Regions from separate parts of the Homo sapiens genome. Here region 2 is linked to region 1. The links are chromatin loops, found by intact Hi-C in ENCODE. Cell type or tissue: B cell. All regions are shown on one strand.

Region 1 (8,000 bases):
TTTACTGAGCATGTTTTCAAGGCTCATCCCTGTTGTAGTGTGCATCAGAACTTCATTCATTCCGTTTTATGAATGAGTAATATTCTATTGTACAAATAGACCACATTTGGGCCCAGCGTGGTGGCTCATGCCTGTAATCCCAGCACTTTGGGAGGCCTAGGCGGGTGGATCACCTGAGGTCAGGAGTTCGAGACCAGCCTGGCCAACGTGGCAGGACCCCCTTTTTACTAAAAATACAAAAATTAGCTGGGCTCATGTCTGTAATTCCAGCTACTTGGGAGGCTCAGGCACGAGAGTCGCTTGAACCCAGGAGGCGGAGGCTACAGTGAGCCAAGATCGTGCCACTGCACTCCAGCCTGGGCAACAGAGCGAGACTCCATCTCAAAAAAAGAAGACCACATTTGATTTACCCGCTCATCTGTTGATGAACACTTGGGTTCTTTCTGCCTTTTGGCTATTGTGACTAATGTTTGTTGGAACATTGGCATGCAAGTATCTATTTGAATCCTTGTTTTTATTTCCTTTGGGTGTGTATCTCAAAGTGGAATTCCTCGGTCATGTGGTAATTCTATGTATAGCTTTTTGAGAAACCACCAAACTGGTTTCCACAGCAGCTGCACCATTTTCCATTCTCACCAGCAGTGTATGAGGGTTTTAATTTCTCCACATCCTAGCCAACACTTGTTATTTTCCTTTTGTAAAAATTATAGTCATCCAGCTGGGTGTAGTGGCTCATGCCTGTAATCCCAGCACTTTGGGGGGCTGAGGTGGGAGGATTGCTTGAGCACAAGAGTTCGAGACCAGCCTGGGCAACATAGCGAGGCTGCTGTCTCTACCAAAACACCAGAAATGAGATACCACTTCACACCTGCAGCCTCAACCTCCTGGGCTCAAGTGATCCTCCCACCTCAGCCTCCCAAGTAGCTGGGACTACAGTTACGTGCCACCATACCTGGCTTGTTTTTTTAATTTTTTTTTTACTTTTATTTTATTTATTTATTTTTAGTAGAAACGGGGTTTCACCATGTTATCCAGGATGGTCTCGATCTCCTGACCTTGTGATCCACCCATCTCGGCTGGATCCCAAAGTGCTGGGATTACAGGCGTGAGCCACCGTGCCCAGCGGCTATTTTTTTTTTTTTTAATGAAACTCCTTTTTAATCCTATGTTAGGTCTCTCTGTTTGCTTCCTTTCTTGTTGGCATGATTTTTGCTGAGAAAATATAAAATTTCATTGGCTTTGGTTGTTTTTTTTTTTTTTTTTTTTTCAGAGATGGGGTCTTACTATATTGCCCAGGCTGATCTTGAACCCCTGGGCTCAAGCAGTCCTCTTGCCTTGGCCTTCCAAAGTGCTGGGATTATAGGCACAAGCCCCTGTGCTGGACCTATTGTATTAGTTTCCTAGGGCCGCCAGAGTACCAAAAACTGTGTGGCTTTAAATCACAGAAATTGTCTCACAATTCTGGATGCTAGAGGTCCAAAATCAAGGCATCCGTCAAGCTGTTTTCTTCTGAGGGATGTCGGGGAGAGTCTGTTCCATGCCCCTCCTGTCACGTCTAGTGCTTTGCTGGCCATCTTTGGCTTCTAGTTGCGTCATTGAAACTTCTGCTTTCATCTTCCAGATTTCCCCTTTTAATAAAACGTTACTTAAATTGGATTAGGGACCATGCTAATAACTTCATTTTAACTTGATCACATGTGTAAACTCTATTTCCGAATAAAGCCACATATTTCATAAATAAAAAATTTAAAAAGGTCTCATTCTGAGGCACTATGGGTTATGACTTCAACTTTTTTTTTTTTTTTTTTTTTTTTTTGGAGACAGAGTCTTGCTCTGTCACCCAGGTTGGAGTGCAATGGCGTGATCTCGGCTCACTGCAACCTCCACCTCCTGGGTTCAAGGGATTCTCCTGCCTCAGCCTCCCGAGTAGCTGGGATTACAGGTGCCTGCCACTATACACAGCTAATTTTTGTATTTTTAGTAGGGACGGGGTTTCACCATGTTGCCCAGGCCGATCTCAAACTCCTGACCTCAGGTGATGCACCTGCCTCGGCCTCCCAAAGTGCTGGGATTACAGCCGTGAGCCACTGGACCCGGCCGGACTTCAACATATCTTTAGCGGGATACAATTCAATGCATGACACTCATAGATTTATGAGTTTATTTCTGGACTTTCAATTCTATTCCACTGGATTGCGTCTATCCTTATGCCAGAACCACACAGTTTTTTGGGTTTTTTTTGAGACGGAGTCTCGCTCTTGTCACCCAGGCGGGATTGCAGTGGCACGATCTCTGCTCACTGCAACATCCGCATCCTGGATTCAAACGATTCTCCTAACTCAGCCTCCTGAGTAGCTGGGATTACAGGCACCTGCCACCACGCCCGGCTAATTTTTTTGTATTTTTGGTAGAGACAGGGTTTCACCATGTTGGCCAGGCTAGTCTTGAACTCCTGACCTCAGGTGATCTGCCTCGGCTTTCCAAGGTGCTGGGATTACAGGCGTGAGCCACCATGTCTAGCCCACACAGTGTTGATTACTGTAGGTTTGTAGCAAATTTTGACATTGGAAGTATGAGTCTCCTTTGTTATTTTTCAAGATTGTTTTGGCTATTCTGGGCCTCCTGCAATTCTATATGAACTTAAAGATCAGAGTTTCCATGTCTGTCAAAAAGGTTGTTGGAATTTTCTTTTTTTTTCCTTTTTTTTTTTTCTTTTTTTTGAGACAGAGTTTCACTCTTGTTGCCCAGGCTGGAGTGCAATGGCGCGATCTCAGCTCACCACAACCTCTGCCTCCCGGGCTCAAGCGATTCTCCTGCCTCAGCCTCCTGAGTAGCTGGGCTTATAGGCATGTGCCACCACGCCCGGCTAATTTTGTATTTTTAGTAGAGACAGGGTTTCTCCATGTTGGTCAGGCTGGTCTCGAACTCCCGACCTCAGGTGATCCACCCGCCTTGGCCTCCCAAAGTTCTGGGATTACAGGTGTGAGCCACCGCGCCCGGCCAGTTGTTGGAATTTTCCGAGGGATTGCGTTGAATCTGTAGATTGCTTCGGGTAGTATTGATATTTCATCTAGGTGTTCTTTTTAATGCTTTTCCAGCAGTATTTGGTAGTTTTCAGGCTACAAATTGTTCACCCTTTTGGTTAACTTTATTCCTAGGTGCTTAACCTTTAGATACTGTTGTAAGTGGAATTGCTTTCTTAATTTCCTTTTTGGATTGTTCATTGCGGGTGTGTAGAAACACAACTGATTTTTGTGTGATCTTGTACCCTGCAACTTTGCTGAATCTGCAGCCCTAGAAGCTTTCTTGTGATTCTCTGGCATTTCCTATATATAGGATCATGTCATCTGTGAATAGAGATATTTTTACTTCTTCCTTTCCAATTTGGATGCCTTTTATTTTTTTTCTTGTTTAATTGTTCTAGCCAGAACTTCCAGCACAATGTGGAATAGCAGTGGTAAAAGTGGACATCCTTGTCTTGTCCCTGATCTTAGGCAGAAAGCTTTCACTCTTTCACCATTGGGTATGACGGTAGCTGTGGGTTTTTCAGAAGTACCTTTTCTCATGTTGAGAAAGTTTATTTCTATTCCTAGTTTACGATTTTTAAAAATTATGATGCATGGTGGCTTGTGCCTGCAATCACAATACTTTAGGGAGCCAAAGTGGGAGGATCACTTGAGGCCAGGAGTTCAAGACCGACCTGGGCAACATAGTGAGACCTTATCTCAATAAAAAAATAAAAAATTTGCCAGGCGTGGTGGTGCATGCCTGTAGTCCCAGCTACTCAAGAGGCTGAGGTGGGAGGAAGGCTTGAGCCCAGGAGGTCAAGGCTGTGGCTTCAGTGAGCCATGATTTCACCACCATCATGATTGTGCCACCAACAGAGTGAAACCTTGTCTCAAAAAAAAAAAAAAAAAAAAAAAGCCATGCATGGTGGCTCAAGCCTGCAATCCCAGCACTTTGGGAGGCCGAGGTGGGCAGATCATGAGGTCAGGAGATCGAGACCATCCTGGCTAACACGGTTGTAGGGGCCAGCCCTACAAGGTCTGTGGGTTTTTCTCCCCGTGTGCAGAGACAAGAGATTGTAGAAATGAAGACACAAGACAAAGAGATCAAAGAAAAGACAGCTGGGCCTGGGGGACCACTACCACCAAGACGTGGAGACCGACAGTGGCCCCTAATGCCTGGCTGCGCTGTTATTTATTGGATACAAAGCAAAAGGGGCAGGGTAAAGAGTGTGAGTCATCTCCAATGATTGATAAGGTCACGTGAGTCACATGTCCACTGGACAGGGGCCCTTCCCTGTTAGGTAGCCAAGGCGGAGAGAGAGAGGACAGCTTACATCATTATTTCTTCTATGCTCTTTTAAGAAAGATCAAAGACTTTAATACTTTAATACTTTCACTAATTTTGCTACTGCTATCTAGAGGGCAGAGCCAGCTGTACAGAGTGGAACATGAAAGTGAAACAGGAGTGTGACCGCTGAAGCACAGCATCACAGGGAGACGGTTAGGCCCCTGGATAACTGCGGGCGGGCCTGACATCAGTCAGGCCCTCCACAAGAGGTGGTGGAGCAGTCTTCTCTAAACTCCCCCGGGGAAAGGGAGACTCCCTTTCCCGGTCTGCTAAGTAGTGGGTGCTTTTCCTTGGCACTGACGCTACCTCTAGACCACGGTCCGCTTGGTAACGGGAATCTTCCCAGATGCTGGCGTTACCGCTAGACCAAGGAGCCCTCTGGTGGCCCTGTCCAGGAATAACAGAAGGCTCACACTCTGTCTTCTGGTCACTTCTCATCATGCCCCTTCAGCTCCTATCTCTGTATGGCTTGGTTTTTCCTAGGTTATGATTGTAAAGCAAGGATTATTATAATATTGAAATAAAGAGTAATTGCTACAAACTAATGATTGATATTCATATATAATCATATCTATGATCTATATCTAGTATAACTCTTGTTATTTTATATGTTTTATTACACTGGAACAGCTTGTGCCCTCGGTCTCTTGCCTTGGCACCTGGGTGGCTTGCCGCCCACACATGGTGAAACCCCATCTTTACTAAAAATACAAAAAGTTAGCTGAGCGTGGTGGTGGGTGCCTGTAGTCCCAGCTACTCAGGAGGCTGAGGCAAGAGAATGGCATGAACCCAGGAGGCGGAGCTTGCAGTGAGCCGAGATTGTGCCACTGCACTCCAGCCTGTGGGACAGAGCAAGACTCCATCAAAAAAAAAAAAAAAAAATCGTGAAGTGTTGTTGAATTTTGTCAAATGCCTTTTCTGTGTTGGTTGAGAAGATCATATGGCTTCCCCCACACCTTGTTCTATTAATTTGGTGTTTGCATTAATTTTTGTATGTTTAACTACCCTTACTTTCCTAGGATAAATCCCATTTCGTTATGGTATAAAATCCACTTAATGTGCTGCTGAATTAGATTTGCTTGTATTTTTTCAGGATGTTTACATGTATATTCATAAGGGCTACTGCTCTGTAATTTTCTTGTGATATCTTTATCTGGCTTTGGTATTACGGTAATGCTGGCCTCATAGAATGAGTTAGGAAATGTTCTCTCCTTTTCAATCTTTTGGACGAATTTGAGAAACATCCTTGTTATTATAATTCTTCTTTAAATATTTGATAGAATTCACCAGCACAGCCATCTGGTTTTGGGCTTTTCTTTATTGAAACGTTTTTGATTCAATCTCTTATGATAATTCTACTGAGATTTTCTGTTTTTTCTTGAGTCAGCTTAGCTAATTTGTGTGTTCCTAGGAATTTGTCCATTTCATTTATCTAGTTTGTTGACATATAATTGTTGATAGTATTCTCATACAATCCTTTTTATTTCGGTAAGGTCAGTAGTAATGTCTCCATTTTCATTTCTGATGTTAGTTATTTGTGTCCAGGCTAACTTTGGAGCCCAACTTTAACCTGACTTCAACCTCCACCTTATACCGTGATACCATCCCAACTTGACCTCTGACATCTGACCCTTGGCCCTTCTAAACTGACTTTTTTTTTTTTTTTTTTTTTTTGAGATGGAGTCTTACTCTGTCTCCCAGGCTGGAGTGCAGTGGCACGATCTCAGCTCACTGCAACCTCCACCTCCTGGGTTCAAGCGATTCTCCTGCCTCAGCCTCCCCAGTAGCTGGGATTACAGGTGCCCACCACCACGCCTGGCTAATTTTTGTATTTTTAGTAGAGATGGGGCTTCACCATGTTAGCCAGGCTGGTCTCGAACTCCTGACCTGAGGTGATCCGCCCACTCCGGCCTCCCAAAGTGCTGGGACTACAGGCGTGACCAAACGCCCTTGGCTCTAACCTGACTTCTAATCGCATCCTGTAACCTCTGACTTTAGTGATCTTGACTTCTGTCTGCTGCTATAGACTGAACAATTATTGCCTGGCATCTAACCTTCGTCCTTGCCCCTGGCTGGGCCCTGACCTCAAGTGACCTTTGACCTCTGGCCTTTGCAGTTACACATTCGGCAAAGTACAGGGCAACAGCGATCTCTACTGGAAGGCGCAGCGTTACCGCCTCATCCGGGAATTCCACTCTCGGCCCGCGCTGGCCCCGCCCTTTATCGTCATCTCCCACTTGCGCCTCCTGCTCAGGCAATTGTGCAGGCGACCCCGGAGCCCCCAGCCGTCCTCCCCGGCCCTCGAGCATTTCCGTAAGAACAGAGCTTGGCTTAAAAAGGAGAAATATAGGGGACCGGGAGCCTGGAAGGCGAGGGGAAGGGGGCATGCCCCAAATGACTAACGGGCGTGGCTTAGGTAGCGAGGGGCGGGGTTTAAGCAACAAGGGGCGGAGCTTAAGCACTGAGGGGCAGTGCTTACGGGTGAGGGGCGGGGCATGTTCTCGAATCACCAGGGGCTGGGTCTGGGATAGCGTGCGTGTTCTGAGGGTGTCGGAAGGGGCAGCTGGGATTGGGAAGGGGCGTGGCCTGAGCCCTTTGACTCCGCCCGCCCCTGCAGGGGTTTACCTTTCTAAGGAAGCCGAGCGGAAGCTGCTAACGTGGGAATCGGTGCATAAGGAGAACTTTCTGCTGGCACGCGCTAGGGACAAGCGGGAGAGCGACTCCGAGCGTCTGAAGCGCACGTCCCAGAAGTGAGAGCGGGGCCTGGTCGGGGATGGGGCTTCTGGCCTGGGGCGGATCCTGACTTCAGCTGAAGGCAGGGTCCTGGGAGGGAGGGAGAGAGGGAGGAGGCCCGGGAAGCAGGCAGAGCCCTGGGGGTGGGTGGGCTGCGGGTGCCCCCGGTAAGAGGCCCTCCCTTCTCAGGGTGGACTTGGCACTGAAACAGCTGGGACACATCCGCGAGTACGAACAGCGCCTGAAAGTGCTGGAGCGGGAGGTGAGGCCTTGGGGCCTGGCTGGGGGACTGTGGCAGGGGTCCCATCTCCCGCTCTGACATTCCTCCCATTCCGCAGGTCCAGCAGTGTAGCCGCGTCCTGGGGTGGGTGGCCGAGGCCCTGAGCCGCTCTGCCTTGCTGCCCCCAGGTGGGCCGCCACCCCCTGACCTGCCTGGGTCCAAAGGTCAGTGTGTAGCATCAGCCTGTGCATCTCCAGCCTCTGTTCCTGTATTTTTGCGTGTTTTTCTCTCTCGGCACCTTTCCAGTGTCCCTGGGTCACTCTCTTGGTCTCCTTTGAGCCTTTTGTACTCTCGCCTTCGTCTTTCTTCTTTTTTGCCAGTCTCCCAGTTTTTCTGTCTCTCCCCTTCCCTGCCAATCACCTGCTCTCTCTTTTCTCTCTTCCCCCAGACTGAGCCCTGCTGGCGGACTTCAAGGAGAAGCCCCCACAGGGGATTTTGCTCCTAGAGTAAGGCTCATCTGGGCCTCGGCCCCCGCACCTGGTGGCCTTGTCCTTGAGGTGAGCCCCATGTCCATCTGGGCCACTGTCAGGACCACCTTTGGGAGTGTCATCCTTACAAACCACAGCATGCCCGGCTCCTCCCAGAACCAGTCCCAGCCTGGGAGGATCAAGGCCTGGATCCCGGGCCGTTA
Region 2 (8,000 bases), 61 kb before region 1:
TCTCTTTCTGGATTCTCTGTCTCTATTTTTCGGCACCATTCCCATCTCTGACCACGCTTTTGTCATTCCCCATATTTCTCCTCATGTCTCCGATCGCCCTGCCGATGTCTCCCTGTCTCCGGCTTCCTGTCTCTCCCCACCCTCTATTTCTCTCTCTCTATTTCTTTCTCTCTCTCTCTCTTTCTCTCTCCCTCTCCCTCTTCCCCCACCCGCCCCCCGCCCCCCGTTTCTCTCCCTATTTGTCTCCCTCGGACTCTCCCTCATCTCGTCCACGTCTCTTTTCCTTGTCCTGTTTCTTCTCCTTGCGAACTTTCCCACGTCTCTGTTTCGCTCCCCACCCCCTTGCCTTTCCCCACCTCCCTGTTCCCCCATCTCTCCGATTTTCTCCTCCTCTGTCCCTCTGTCCCCTCTGTCCCTCTGTCCCTCCGCTGCAGCTGTGGGTGGGCATGCCTGCCTGGTATGTGGCCGCCTGCCGGGCCAATGTCAAGAGCGGTGCCATCATGGCCAACCTGTCAGACACGGAGATCCAGCGCGAGATCGGCATCAGCAACCCGCTGCACCGACTCAAGCTACGCCTCGCCATCCAGGAGATGGTCTCGCTCACCTCGCCCTCAGCCCCCGCCTCCTCCCGCACTGTGAGTGTCCGGCGGCCAATTCCAGCCTTCGCTTCCTCAGAGCCCCGCCTCTTGCCCTCAGTCTAGCCAATCCTGGGCCTGCTCACTCCCCTGTCCCACGACCCTGCTTCTCATTGGCTTTTACCCCCCTCAGCCTCCCCTCCACTCCTAACTTGGCCTGTGGTCCGTCCCTGTGGTACTCCAGGAGGGGCCCAGGCCACCTCCTTCCCTGACTCTCTCCCTCTCCTCGGCATTTGCTGTCCCACTCAAATGTCACCACCTCTAAGAAGCTTTCTTTGTCAGCTAAACGAGTTTCCCCATCATTCCGGCATATCAGCACCTTCTAATTTTCCCCATAGCATTTATTGCCTTCTAATTATTTTATCTTTTCTTTCCTTTTTTTTTGGAGACAGAGTTTCGCTCTTGTTGTCCAGGCTGGAGTGCAATGGCGCTATCTCCGCTCACTGCAACCCCTGCCTCCCGGGTTCAAGCCATTCTCCTGTCTCAGCCTCCTGAGTAGCTGGGATTACAGGCGCCCGCCACCACGCCCAGTTAATTTTTGTATTTTTAGTAGAGACAGGGTTTTGACACGTTGGCCAGACTGGTCTTGAACTCCCGACCTCAGGTGATCCGCCCGCCTCGGCCTCCCAAAGTGTTGAGATTACAGGCGTGAGCCCCTACGCCTGGCCCTCGTTCCAACTTTTGATTACGAGACATTTCAAACATACAGAAAATCATGTGTACCCAGTTCAGCGATTCTCAAACTTTTGCTGTACTTGCTCTGTTGTGTGTGTGGGGTGGAGGCGGGGAGTGGGGAGTACAGGTTGAGTGTCCCTTACTTGAAATACGTGGGACCAGAAGTGTTTAGAATTTCTGATTTTAAAAAGTTTTTTTTGAATATTTGCATATAAATGAAATATCTTGGGGATGGGAGCCAAGCCTAAACATGAAATTCATTTATGTTTCATATGCATCTCATACACATGCCTAAAAAGAATTTTATACAATATTTTATTTTTTATTTTTATTTTATTTTTTCGAGATGGGAGTCTTGCTTTGTCGCCAAGGCTGGAGTGCAATGGTGCGACCTCGACTCACTGCAACCTCTGCCTCCTGGGTGCAAGCAATTCCAATCCTCTGCCTCAACCTTCCGAGTAGCTGGGATTATAGGCGCCCACCACCACGCCCTGCTAATTTTTGTATTCTTAGTAGAGATGGGGTTTCACCATCTTGGCCAGGCTGGTCTTGAACTCCTGACCTCGTGATCCACCTGCCTCAGCCTCCCAAAGTGCTGGGATTACAGGCGTGAGCCACCGTGCCCGGCCTACAATATTTTAAATAGCTTTGTGCATGAAACAAAGTTTTGACTGCATTTTGTTTGTGACTTGTCACATGAGGTCAGGTGGGGGATTTTCCTCTTGTGGCTTCGTGTCAGCACGTAAGTTTAGGGCCAAGCACTGTGGCTCACACCTGTAATTCCAGCATTTTGGGAGGCTTTGGATGGCCGATCTCTTGAACCCGGGAGTTCGAGACCAGCCTGGGCAACATGGCAAAACCCCATCTCTACTAAAAATACAAAAATTAGTCGGGTGTGGTGGCGTATACCTGTAGTCCTAGCTACTCAGGAGGCTGAGGTGGGAGGATCCTTTGAGCCCAGGAGGTCGAGGCTGCAGTGAGCTGTGATTGTCCCACTGTACTGCAGCCTGGGTGACAGAGAAAGAGTGCATCCAAAAAAAAAAAAGTTTAGAATTTTGGAGCATTTTGGATTTTGGATTTTCAGGTTGGGGATGCTCAGAGACCTGTACTTGAATGTAATTGGAGAAAGTCATAACATCTTAGCCCCCAAAATTACTTTAGTGGGTCTTTTTCTTCCTTGTAAACACCACATCCTTTATCACACCTAAGGGCATTCACATTGTTGTTAATTTCTTTTTCTTTTCTTTTCTTTCTTTTTTTTTTTTTTTTGAGATGGAGTTTCACTCTGTCGCCCAGGCTGGAGTGCAGTGGTGCGATCTTGGCTCACTGCAACCTCCGTCTCCCTGGTTCAAGTGATTCTCCTGCCTCAGCCTCCTGAGTAGCTGGGATTAAAGGCACACGCCACCATGCCCAGCTAATTTTTGTATTTTTAGTAGAGATAGGGTTTCACCAACGTTGGCCAGGCTGGTCTTGAACTCCTGACCTCAGGTGATCCACCCGCCTCTGCCTCCCGAAGTGCTAGACCACTCTCAGCCTAATTTTTGTATTTTTAGTAGAGATGGGGTTTCTCCAGGTTGGCCAGGCTAGTCTTCAATCTCCAAAAGTGATGTGCCCGCCTCAGCCTCCCAAAGTGCTGGCACTACAGGTGTGAGCCACCACGCCTGGCCACAGTTGTTAATTTCATTTACTATTCACTCTGTATTCAAATTTCCCCAACATACTTAAAATATGTTCATTGTTTCTCCCCCACTAGGACGAAAAGTGTCTGTCGTGTCCCTTGCCATATCCCACACCCTATGACGGTGACTGGTGCCTGACACTCACCAGAAGTACATAAATGTTTTTATCCTTGTATGGATTCCTAACTCGTGAGGTTGTTGGGAGCAGAAGCTCAATAAATGTGAACCCCCCCCGCCATACTCCCTAAACATTTGCACCATGGCTGTGTCTGTCCCCCACTTCTGAATCCTCATTCTGTACCTCTGTGTGAGGTCAGCGAGGTGACGTCATTTGCACAGGGCCACACAGCAAAATGCATGGCAGGGTCCCAATTCCAACCTGAATTTGTTCAACTCCAAAGTCACATTGCCTGGTACATGGCAGGTGCCCTATAATAAGAATCATTCCTTTTCTCTGTTACTGCTTGCCCCAGAAAGCAGGAGGGACATAAACGTGTGGCCCAGGGCCTTCAGGAGGACACCCTCCTTCCTCTCCCCCACGCGAAGCCCTCTCCCACCATCCATTAACACTCCCTGCCCCTCAGTCCACAGGAAACGTGTGGATGACACACGAGGAGATGGAGTCCCTTACGGCCACGACCAAGCCCGTGAGTGCCCCCTGCCGGCCGCCTTGGGGGTGGCACTAACCTTCTTTGGGGGTGGGGGCGGGGACCGAGTCTGTGGCCATCCCTAAGTCCGCTCCTTGCGTCCTCCTCTGCCTGCCCCTTAACTCACCCCTTCTCTCCCCTCTTCCTACTAACGGGTCAGGAGACCAAGGAGATCAGCTGGGAGCAGGTAGGGGGCGCGGGGCGGGGCGTGAGCGCATGAACAGGCTGTGCACGACGCATGGATGCCCCTCCTCCGAGCCCTGCCCCTGCCTTCACCAGAACATGCCATCATCCCCATGGGGGGGCGCTGCGCCAAGCTTGGCTCTGGACTGTTCCATTATGGCTTGGCGGTGGGGAGGGTAGAGGGGATGCGATGTGGAAGCCCAGACTGTTGCATAGTCAGCCTTATGCATGGACCATTTCATCATCGTGGGTTGTGGGGGCTCTAAGGGGCTTCAATTCTGTAGCTCAGGAGAGACTGAGCAGCCGGTGTCCCTATAGTGGAGGGGGCGGGGGCTACAGTGGACTGCTCAGTGTACCAGGGCCAAGGAGGACACACTGGCTGTGGTGGTGGTGAGGCAGCCAGGCTGAATGAGAAGTTGGGGAGGAGGAGCTACACTTTGTTCTCAAGAAACAAGAGGCGGCCGGGCGCAGTGGCTCACGCCTGTAATTCCAGCACTTTAGGAGGCTGAGGTGGGCAGATCACCTGAGGTCAGGAGTTTGAGACCAGTCTGGCCAACATGGTGAAACCCTGTGTCTACTAAAAATACAAAAATTAGCCGGGTGCAGTGGCTAGCGTATGTAATCCCAGCTACTTGGGAGGCTGAGGCAGGAGAATCGCTTGAACCCAGGAGGTAGAGGTTGCACTGAGCCGAGATTGCACCATTGTACTCCAGCCTGGGTGATAGAGCCAGATTCCATCTCATAAAAACCAAACAAATAAACTAACAAAAAAACCCAAGAGGCATGAACTCACTGTCCACGGAGGAATTATGTTTGACTGTGGTCATAGATCACATATTTCCAGCCAGGGGGAGGCGTGGATTTTGTGCTGATGCTGAAAGGAGTGAGGGACTTGGGACTCATCTGGAATATTGTCCTGGGCCAGATATAACATTAGACAAGTATTTTCAGGACATTGCAAGAGTGATGGCCCTTTCTTAGTGGGAGAGCTGCCTTGAAAGAGTCCATTGTCCTGACTTGGGGGTTTAGTGACGTTGGACTGCAGTGAGACAGAGTTAAAGCAGTGCTTCCCCAAATTTAATGTGTAGTGGGGTGGCACACACCTGTAGTCTCAGCTACTTGGAAGACTGAGGCAGGAGGACCGCTTGAGCCCACGAAGCTGAGGTCAACCTGGGCAACATAGTAAGACCCTGTCTCTAAAAAATAAACAAATACAGCCAGGCGCGGTGGCTCATGCCTGTAATCCCAGCACGTTGGGAGGCTGAGGTGGGCGGATCCCTTGAGGTCAGGAGTTTGAGACCAGCCTGGCCAACATGGTGAAACGCCGTCTCTACTAAAAAATACAAAAATTAGCCGGGCGTGGTGGCTCGTACCTGTAATCCCAGCTACTCGAAGGCTGAGGCAAGAGAATTGCTTGAACCTGGGATGGGGAGGTTGCAGTGAGACGAGATCGTGCCACCGCGCTCCAGCCTGGGTGACATAGCAGACTCTTTCAGAAAGAGAGAGAGAGAGAGAGAGAGAGAAAGAGAGAAAGAAAGAAATTTAAAAATAAATATAATGTATATTTCGAATCACCTGAGGGTCTTGTGAAAATGCCGATACCGACTTCAGTAGGTCTGGAGTAAGGTCTGAGATTCTGCAATTCCAGCAAGTCCACAGGTGATGGTGACGCTCTAGGTCTCAGGACAACTGTTTGAGTAGCCAAGAGTATATGCTGTCATGAAGGGCTAGGAGACAACTCTGGATTGGTCCATTATCCTGAGCAGAGATTGGTCATTGTCCTACCATGGGGTGGGAAAAAACCTTGGATTGGGAGGTTGGACTGTACCCCTCTCATGCACAGTGGGAAGGGGCCAGAGGGCCTGACTCTTCCCTCACCTGCCCATGGCCCCAGATCCTGGCATATGGCGACATGAACCACGAGTGGGTGGGGAACGACTGGCTGCCCAGCCTGGGGCTGCCCCAATACCGCAGCTACTTCATGGAGTCGCTGGTGGACGCTCGAATGTTAGATCACCTTAACAAGAAGGAGCTCCGGGGCCAACTCAAGATGGTGGACAGCTTTCACAGGTGGGGGCTGCCTGGCCAGTGGGGACAGTCCAAAGGGAAGCCCCACCCCAGAGAGTCTTTGGCCAATAGGATTGGCCATGGGAGATTCCCAGGCTTATCTTGGCCCTTTTAGCCTGAGTTCTCAGGAAATCCTGACTCTGTGCTCCTTTCACCAATGAGATGGTCCACAGGAAAAGTTCAGATCCTGAAATGGCTTGGCTAGTTAACCCTGGACCCCTTCCAGGCTGGCCAGTAGGAAGTGCCTATTATTGAAAATGCCTCACCTCCTGAGGGGGTCAACAGTCAATAGAACTTATCAGCTCCCCACCCTTTCCAAGAAGAGCGCAGCCAGTGGGGAGGGACCCGTAGGAGCAGCAGTCTAGGGGACTGGAAAGCTCATCCGTGACTCCACTTCCCCTGCTGCTCAGGGTGAGTCTACATTATGGGATTATGTGCCTGAAACGGCTCAACTATGACCGGAAGGACCTGGAGCGGAGGCGGGAAGAAAGTCAGACCCAGATCCGAGGTGAGTAGAGCCTAAGGGTCCCTTTGGGAGCCAGGTGGAGGGCGTGGAGCTGGATGGGGAGGAGAGGGGGTAGGGGGAGACCGGAGAAGCAAATTGGCACCATAACCGTGGGGGTGGAGCCAGCGTGGGGGGCGTGGCCCGAAGAGACCAAATGGAGGTGGAGGTATGGGCTAAACTGAACTCTCCAGGCCACGGGAGGGGCACGGCTGAGGGTCCCTTCCGTCCCCAGACGTGATGGTGTGGTCCAATGAGCGGGTCATGGGTTGGGTGTCCGGGCTGGGCCTGAAGGAATTTGCCACGAACCTCACGGAGAGCGGGGTACACGGGGCACTGCTCGCCCTGGACGAGACCTTCGACTACTCCGACCTGGCCTTGCTCCTGCAGATCCCCACGCAGAATGCACAGGTGAGCTGCCGCTGGGCCCGGAGCATGCTGGGCGTCCCCACCTCGCAGACTGCACGCTCCAACCGCCCCCTCCACCTCCTCTTTCCAGGCCCGGCAGCTTCTGGAGAAGGAATTCAGCAACCTTATCTCCTTAGGCACAGACAGGCGGCTGGACGAGGTGGGCGCGGCAACAGCTCAGAGGGCTCTGCTCCCAGCGGCTCCTCGAGAGGCTGAGCTGAGGGGGCGGGGCCTGACTATTAATGGTCACGGTTGGAGGCGGGGCCAGGAGAGGGGCGGGGTTAAAGGAGAGGTGAGACCCGGAGAGGGGTGGAGTCAAAGGAAGGGGCGGAGTCAGACAAGGCAGGAGTCCCTCACCGGCTGTCCGGCTCCTATACCTAGGACAGCGCCAAGTCTTTCAGCCGCTCCCCATCCTGGCGGAAGATGTTCCGGGAGAAGGACCTCCGAGGCGTAACTCCCGACTCAGCTGAGATGTTGCCCCCCAACTTTCGTTCGGCTGCAGCGGGAGCCCTGGGCTCTCCGGGGCTCCCTCTCCGCAAGCTGCAGCCAGAAGGTGGGGGGCTCCCAAATGCGACAGCCCTTCCTCGCTTCCCTAGGGTGGGGCATGGACCACCTCAGTAGTCCGGGTTCTGGAATGGCCTAGTCCTTTCTCGCCCACCCCTGAGGAATGGACTGCTCCAACGTTCCGGACTCCCCCGTCAGGATGAAATGGATAAATCCCACTCCCCCTTCCCAGGGCGGGAGTGAACTCGCCCAATGCGAGTTTGAGTCCTTGGCTGCGGGGAAGGGAGGGAAACCCATGTGGAGCCCGGCGATCGTTGTGACATCGGGAAGGGAAGTCCAAAGGGAGGAATCCTGGAGAGGAACAGGGAGGAGGGTGCTCCAGGCTGAACCGCTGCTCGCTCTCCCTCCAGGCCAGACTTCTGGGAGTTCCCGGGCAGACGGCGTTTCGGTCCGGACCTATTCCTGCTAGTGCAGGCCTCCAGGTGAGGACCGTGCTGGGCGACCTTGGGGGTGCGGGGCGGCACGGTGGATCTTCACTGCTCCACGCGCTGCCCGGCGTCATGCAGGTGACCTCACTCGGACGGAAGAATCTTCCCGAGGCTGGGCTGTTCCCTCTCCTGCCCGGACTGTGGCCTCGCCGGGGAGAGCGGGCGGGGGAGCTCGCGCCGAGGACTGGACCATCTGTACAGACCAGCGGGAG

Evidence for each region. A loop is a pair of places that touch in the nucleus more often than their neighbours do. Peaks named below come from ENCODE experiments on the same cell type or tissue, not always from the same donor. Only the 100,000 strongest peaks of a DNase experiment are listed, where the experiment ranks them.
Region 2: a loop joins it to region 1, with 2.2 times the contacts of the local background. A loop is called at or near these places in 35 of 110 quality-filtered maps.

What each region holds. Positions count from the first base shown.
Region 1 is chr19:49,203,737-49,211,736 of GRCh38, forward strand. TRPM4 (transient receptor potential cation channel subfamily M member 4) reads left to right here. Exons shown (of 25, transcript NM_017636.4): 21 at 6,473-6,669; 22 at 6,974-7,106; 23 at 7,279-7,351; 24 at 7,428-7,533; 25 at 7,758-8,000. The coding sequence ends at 7,762. Among named protein-coding and RNA genes, the nearest start is that of TRPM4, 50 kb to the left of the region's middle. RefSeq lists an enhancer at 6,895-7,533. In B cell, CTCF peaks have their summits at 4,710 (motif pointing left) and 4,909; DNase peaks (open chromatin) are centred at 1,585, 4,615, 6,625 and 6,705; H3K4me3 peaks cover 366 bases; H3K27ac peaks cover 960 bases.
Region 2 is chr19:49,142,370-49,150,369 of GRCh38, forward strand. It overlaps PPFIA3 (PPFI scaffold protein A3), which reads left to right. Exons shown (of 30, transcript NM_003660.4): 21 at 435-635; 22 at 3,574-3,636; 23 at 3,797-3,823; 24 at 5,714-5,889; 25 at 6,297-6,394; 26 at 6,624-6,799; 27 at 6,888-6,956; 28 at 7,178-7,349; 29 at 7,711-7,782; 30 at 7,867-8,000. The coding sequence ends at 7,769. Among named protein-coding and RNA genes, the nearest start is that of HRC, 9.0 kb to the right of the region's middle. RefSeq lists an enhancer at 7,154-7,373. In B cell, CTCF peaks have their summits at 3,644 (motif pointing left) and 3,657 (motif pointing left); DNase peaks (open chromatin) are centred at 672, 3,672, 3,902 and 7,072; H3K4me3 peaks cover 2,341 bases; H3K27me3 peaks cover 6,882 bases.